2 separate regions of the Mus musculus genome follow, and region 1 is linked to region 2. Evidence: chromatin contacts called from ENCODE Hi-C or POLR2A ChIA-PET data. All regions are on one chromosome and are shown on one strand. Each heading gives the region's core, a stretch centred on a gene start or an enhancer-like site at or near the end of the contact. The rest is flanking DNA. Distances are from core to core; before and after follow the strand shown.

Region 1 (2,790 bases), core at 287-2,786, 190 kb after region 2:
CCATTTAAGGCAACTCTAGAGACCAAACAGAGAGCAGTAGCTTTGGGTCCCGTGAACCTCGGGTGTGTGTGTGGGTCACTATTTAGAGAAGGGACCACAGAGAGTAGAAGGAGGAGTTTGAGAGCTGACACCGGAAGGAACTGTACAAGGAGACGCTAACAGCATTAAGATGACTTCCTAGACAGAGCCAAGCCCAAGTTTCCCACCACCTGAAGACTCAGGGGATTCGAGAGTGGCTTCTTCCTGGGCACTGAGGAGAGGTGACACCCAGTCAGGAAGTAGTGACACTCACAGGGGCCTGGTGTCCAGTCCCTGGGGCCCACCTAAGAGCCTCAGGACTCCTGGGAAGCGCGGGGTCAGAAAGGGCGGGTTCGCGCGGAGGGCAACTCACTGAGGAGAAGTTGTGCGGGCCACAGAGCTCGCCCCGGTACTTGCAGGAGAGCAGCATGTCCTCCAGCTGGTGGCCCAGACGGTCCATGAAGGCAGCGCTGATGCCCTCGAAGTGGCGCGGCGGCAGGAAGAGGCGGAAGTCGGCCAGCTTGCGGAACCACTGTCTGCGCGGCTCGTCGCCCCGCAGCAGCTCGCTGACCAGCGGGCGCGCGGTGCGGTTGGGCAGCAGCAGTCCTAGCCAGTGGCCCGCGTAGTAGAGGTCCCCCTTGGAGAGGCGCGGGAAGCGCAGGGGGTTGTTGTTGCACACGGTGACAGCGGGGAACGGCAGCTGGCGGCTCCACTCGCGGTGCACTCGCGTGTGTGACGGGAAACTGAGCCAGTAGAGCAGGCGGTTCGAGGACCAGGACAACAGCAAGCCAAGGGACGTGCAGAAGGCCAGCACCCACAGCGCCCGCCGCTGGAAAGAGCCTCCCGCCGCCGTGCGCCCCGCGCACATGTGCCGCAGCCCGTGCAATTTAGTGCGACTCAGGGACGGCCGCCCCCTGCGGGCGACCCCTGGCCCCTGCAGCTCCCGATCGCCGCTCCGGTCGCCCCCGGGCTGCCTAGCTGCCGCCACCGCCGCGGGCGCCGGCTGCTCGCGGGCCATACGGAAGCGTCCCGGGCCGCTGAGCGCGGTCGCCGGCAGCCGGGCTCCGCCGCTCCGGCTCATTCATTCAGCCCGAGGCTGGCGACAGCGGCGGCGGCCCCGGCCGGGCGGAGCCGCCATGGGAGTCCGCAGCAGCAGTGGGAGCAGCAGCAGCCGCGCGCAGCTTGTGCCAGGGAAGCCTGCTCCCGACAGGAGCTCCGGTGGCGCGGCATGCCCTCCCGGCGTCGCCGCCGCCGCCTCCGCGGGCGCTCGCCCGGGACTGAGTGCCGCCTCGGCCCGCCGCCCCTAGCTCTGGCCTCTCCTAACTACCCCCCACCCCCAGGCTCTGCTGGCCCCGAGTCTTCCAGAAGGACGAGAGTCACTGGGCACTACCTCCGGAGGGGCCCCATTGGGAGCCGCCTCTCCAATCCCTGGGCTCTGTGCCCGCCGACCTATCCTGGTCCTGGACCTCGGGGGACCCTGAGATGAGTCCCCCCTGCACGGACTAACCCCAGTTTTTACGCTGATCCTGAGAGAGAGACCACTGGGCCACCATGCCTGGTTTGGCCAGTCCCGGGGACCCCACTAGTCTGGCCCTTAGCCCAGTGGTGCTGGGACATGCGAGGGAAGGCGCCAAGGAACGAGCGCCCCCAGAGGCACTCCGCGGCTCCAGGCTCGGCGGGTGGGGTGGGTGTGTACTGGGGTGAGTGGTCGCCGAGTGGCGACTTGCACCTTCCCTTTCCTCCAGGACCCTTCTTTCTCACGGCTGCCGGAGCTGCTTTCTGCTGAGACGCTCCCAGGCTTCCCCAAGTCCTGAGTCCCGCGGGGTGTCTACTGTCGTCTGGGGCGGGGGCTTCTCAAGGCGTCCTGCGGAAAGCTGCTCGCTGCTGGGCCCCTCCAAGGTTGCTGGTGCTGGGAAACTATCGCTTTTCCTCTCGGCACGGATCGTCTTTAGAAAAACCCGGCTATGCTGTTCCTTGCCTCTTATTCTCTCTGGGAGACGGGAGCTGGGAACTGCGGAGCCCAAGCAACACCTCCTGAGGCTGATCCGGACTCGCTGCTCATCGAAGCTCGCAGCTCCGGTGGGCCCGTCTCCTCTCAAGACTCCAAGTCCACGATGGCGGTGACAGTGGCGGCGGCTGCTCTCCTCTCTCGGTAGCCCGGCCCTCCTCGGGCCCCGGGCGAACTTGGGCAGCAGCCGCGCGAGGCTGGCGCGGCTGGCGCTGCTGGGCTCTGAGCACCTGCTACTGCGCTCGCTGGCCCCGCGGCTCCGGGCGGGCGGGGCGGCGGCGGCCGAGGCGAGCGCTGTGCGCTCCTGGAGACGCGGTTCTGACGCTCCCGGCTCCTCCTTGCTGCATTTTAATTCCTGGCCACTGTGGCCGCTGCACACCAAGCGGGAAGCCTCTTGTTGAAGTTGCAGGGGATGTTGGGGCGGGGGGGGGGGGTTGGGGGCAGCACAGATGTGGTCGGTTGTACCGGCTTGTGGAAGAGATGGAGAGTAGTAAGAATGCTGTGTTTATGTGCAAGCCGTGTGCAAAGAAATGTGAAGGGATGCCTGGGCGTGTGAAATGGGCTGGAGAGAGATGGGACTGTGCAGCGTGGGCACTTGAGCAAGTGTGAGTGCGGTGTCGTGCAGGGGTGTGTGTAGGATGTGAACTGTTTATATGTGAACCGGCGTTTGTGCCAAGTCTTCAATTCGTGAAGCTGCCTGTGGGTTGATGTGCTGCGGCTGCTGGATGTGTCATAAGTAGACGAGTGCCTGTGATGGGCTGTAT
Region 2 (2,700 bases), core at 187-2,686:
AAATGTTGACAGCAGAAGTCAGCTTTGACGAGGTTGCTGAATGGATCTTGTAGGATATTGACCGATAAATATATCAAATTCTAAATCCATCCTAAGTGTTACAGAATTCATAGCAACCTTGTCTGACTATTTTCCCAATCAGTGAATGGAAGAAGCAGGAAAATGTATGGTGATAATAGGATAACTGTTGTTAATATTATTTAATAAGGAAAAGTATATTGCTGTTAAAAGGGCATCTTTAGGCCTCTGCATGGTGGGAAACAGTAGTCTAGGCCTGATCTTCCGACAACTAAATATCTGTGAGTCCCCTCAAGTGCTCTGAGGATTCAGGGCATGCCCTGAGATTCCACATCTAACACGCTCCCAGCTGAGCCTAGGCTTCTGGGTGAGGACTGACTTCCAGTTCACATTAACAATAACTGTCCTAATAATTATTAGTGTGTGTGTCGCGCACGGTGATATCCAAGGAGGTCAGAGAAAGGTGTTGCATCACCTGGGAGTTACAGGCAGCTCAACATGGATGCTGGGAACAGAACTTGGTTCTTCTGGAGGAGCTGAAAATGCTTTTAGCCGCTGCACATCTACATTTTAGCAAAACACACCAAGCCAGCTACCAAATGGTTTGGCTTCTACCTGGAAGCTAGCCTAGCACACTCTGGGCTGACCTTGACTTTCCTCTCCCTGTACTTGAGATTTCAGCAACCCACAACCCCACAGCCTCCTCTCACTCCCATGCCTAGCAAATGGAGAGCCAAGCTCATTTCTTCTGCACAGCTCCCCTTCAATGCTCTTCTCCTCCCCTCTGGAGCTGTCACCTCCTTCCTTGTTCTGTTTCTAGTCTAGTGATCAGAGCACCCAACGGCTCCTATGTGAAGACTTGGCCATGCCTTGGACATTGGATGTGAAAGCTGTAGGATGAAAAGATGTCTAACTGTGGCAGAATCATATGTGAATTCCCCAGAAAGTCCCTAGCTTATGTACTCTTACAACCCTCCCTGGACTTCTGCCTGTATTCCTGAGGTGCCCGAGAACACAGTGGGTGCACAATGAAGATCCCCTAAACAGGATATTGGGTCTGTTTCCTCAGCTCCCTAGGTATTCTCTTTGGGCTGCTGGCTGTCTGGCTGGGACCTCCAACGAGATCATATATGCTTTCTGCACCACACTTAGCAGGTCTCCAGCATGATAAAAATCAGGTTGCTCCATAGATGCCGGCTTCCAGCAGTGCATCTAATTTATAGCATCATTCCTTCCGAGTCTTCAGGCACCTGTGGAGATGCCCACCCAGCACAAAGCCCTTCTCTAAGCATAAGCAGGGCTTCTCAGCTGGTGGCTGCATGTCAGTGTGCTCTGGACTCCACTCAGAATTCAGGCCAGAGCCACTGCCTCTCATTCTTGGGAAGTCCTTAGGACCTGGCACCATGACAAGAGTTTTTCCTGGGAGCCAGAGATGCTGGAGAAACCATGGCAACCTCAGTCTCATTCTAGCTGTGTCCCATTTGTAATGGGGTGGATGTGGGGGTAGGAACTCTGCTCTCCCTGATGGCTGCTCAGGCCTTCCAGCTATGGTAAAAATTTATGGTTATTTTTAATTTAACTTTTATATTTATCAAAGCAGTCTATGTACATAATTTTAAAAGTTAAGTGGTGCTTCAAGGCACTGACTGAAAAGCGTGTTTCCCGATCCATCTCTGCACTCCGTTCCCCACTAAGAGCTACCCCTCCGAGGCTCTACTTTACGCTCATTGAGCTATCTTTTCTGTGTTCATGCATCACAGGCAACAACTGCTTGCCTGCTATTTCTTGGTGGTACAACTCTGACACGTTTGCTCCTGAGTTCTTACCACAGAGGATGAGCGCACGTGGGCTTCTTTCGTGGAATGCCTCCCTTTGCTTGCCTTCCAGCCACCCTCAGAATACAGGTATAGATTTGAGCTCAATTGGTTATTTAGCTTTCACATAGCCATAACTCTACAAATGTTCGTAATCCAGCCTTATAACACAGAAAGGTGTGTGTGTGGGGGGGGGGGGTACATGTGTGTGGATGGATGGCCCATGTGTGCAGGACAGAGGACAATGTCAGGTATGATTTCTTAGTTAGGCGTCTTCCACCTTCTGTTTGAGACAAAGTCTCTCACTGGCCTGGAACTTTATCAAATGGTCATGACTACTGAGCTTCAGGGTCCTCATGCCTTCCAAGGAAGTGTTCTACCCACTGAGCCATCTCCCCAGCCCCATAGATGATTGCGCTCTTAGGCTTTTGGTTTCGTGTAGCCTGGCGTTTTGCTCACTCATTCATCTCATTCCTTTCCCTGGAACCTGCCCTGGGAGCAGAACTCTGAAATGCCTTTCAGGACACTGGCCAGCTCCGCAAATGTGGTCCCTCCTGGAGCCCACAGCTGCCTGCTGTGTTTTGGACTCACAGCTCTCTCCTCACCGGCTGCCCCCTTTTCTCCACTCACACCTGGAATTCTTGCTCAGCAAAGTTCTCTGTTCCCAGGTCCTCACTTTATCTTTTCTCTCTGGCTTTTTTCTCTCTCATCCCTCAGTAACGTCTAGCAGGAGTCACCTGAGACACGAGTTGTTCTGAAACCCAGTTCTCCCCTCGAGTCACACTTACAATCTGCTGAATGTAGAATTCTGTGTTGGACAAGAAGGGTGTTGACCTCTCCTTCAGAAATGCCCCGCCTCCTGTGTGTA

What was found. Hi-C counts contacts between places; a loop is a spot of excess contacts on that map. ChIA-PET counts read pairs that join two places held with the same protein, here RNA polymerase II (POLR2A).
Region 1: a loop to region 2 is called in a map of left cerebral cortex, with 2.3 times the contacts of the local background. The contact joins the promoter of Asic2 here to the enhancer-like site in region 2. A Hi-C loop is called at or near these places in 2 of 37 maps with a recorded cell type or tissue (both left cerebral cortex). POLR2A ChIA-PET finds 5 or more read pairs at or near these places in 1 of 5 experiments (embryonic stem cell).

Annotation. Positions count from the first base shown.
Region 1 is chr11:81,151,367-81,154,156 of GRCm38, forward strand. Asic2 (acid-sensing (proton-gated) ion channel 2) reads right to left here and starts at 1,537. Exons shown (of 10, transcript NM_007384.3): 1 at 392-1,537. The coding sequence starts at 1,099. It overlaps Gm51910 (a long non-coding RNA gene), which reads left to right. Exons shown (of 3, transcript XR_003949744.1): 3 at 1-367.
Region 2 is chr11:80,960,104-80,962,803 of GRCm38, forward strand. All of the region lies in intron 2 of Asic2 (acid-sensing (proton-gated) ion channel 2), which reads right to left. Among named protein-coding and RNA genes, the nearest start is that of Gm51909, 64 kb to the left of the region's middle. Within about 2 kb of position 1,437, at least 1 of the 3 ENCODE cell types and tissues checked has a DNase peak (open chromatin) inside an H3K27ac peak, as active enhancers do; it is left cerebral cortex, where a contact is called at or near this core.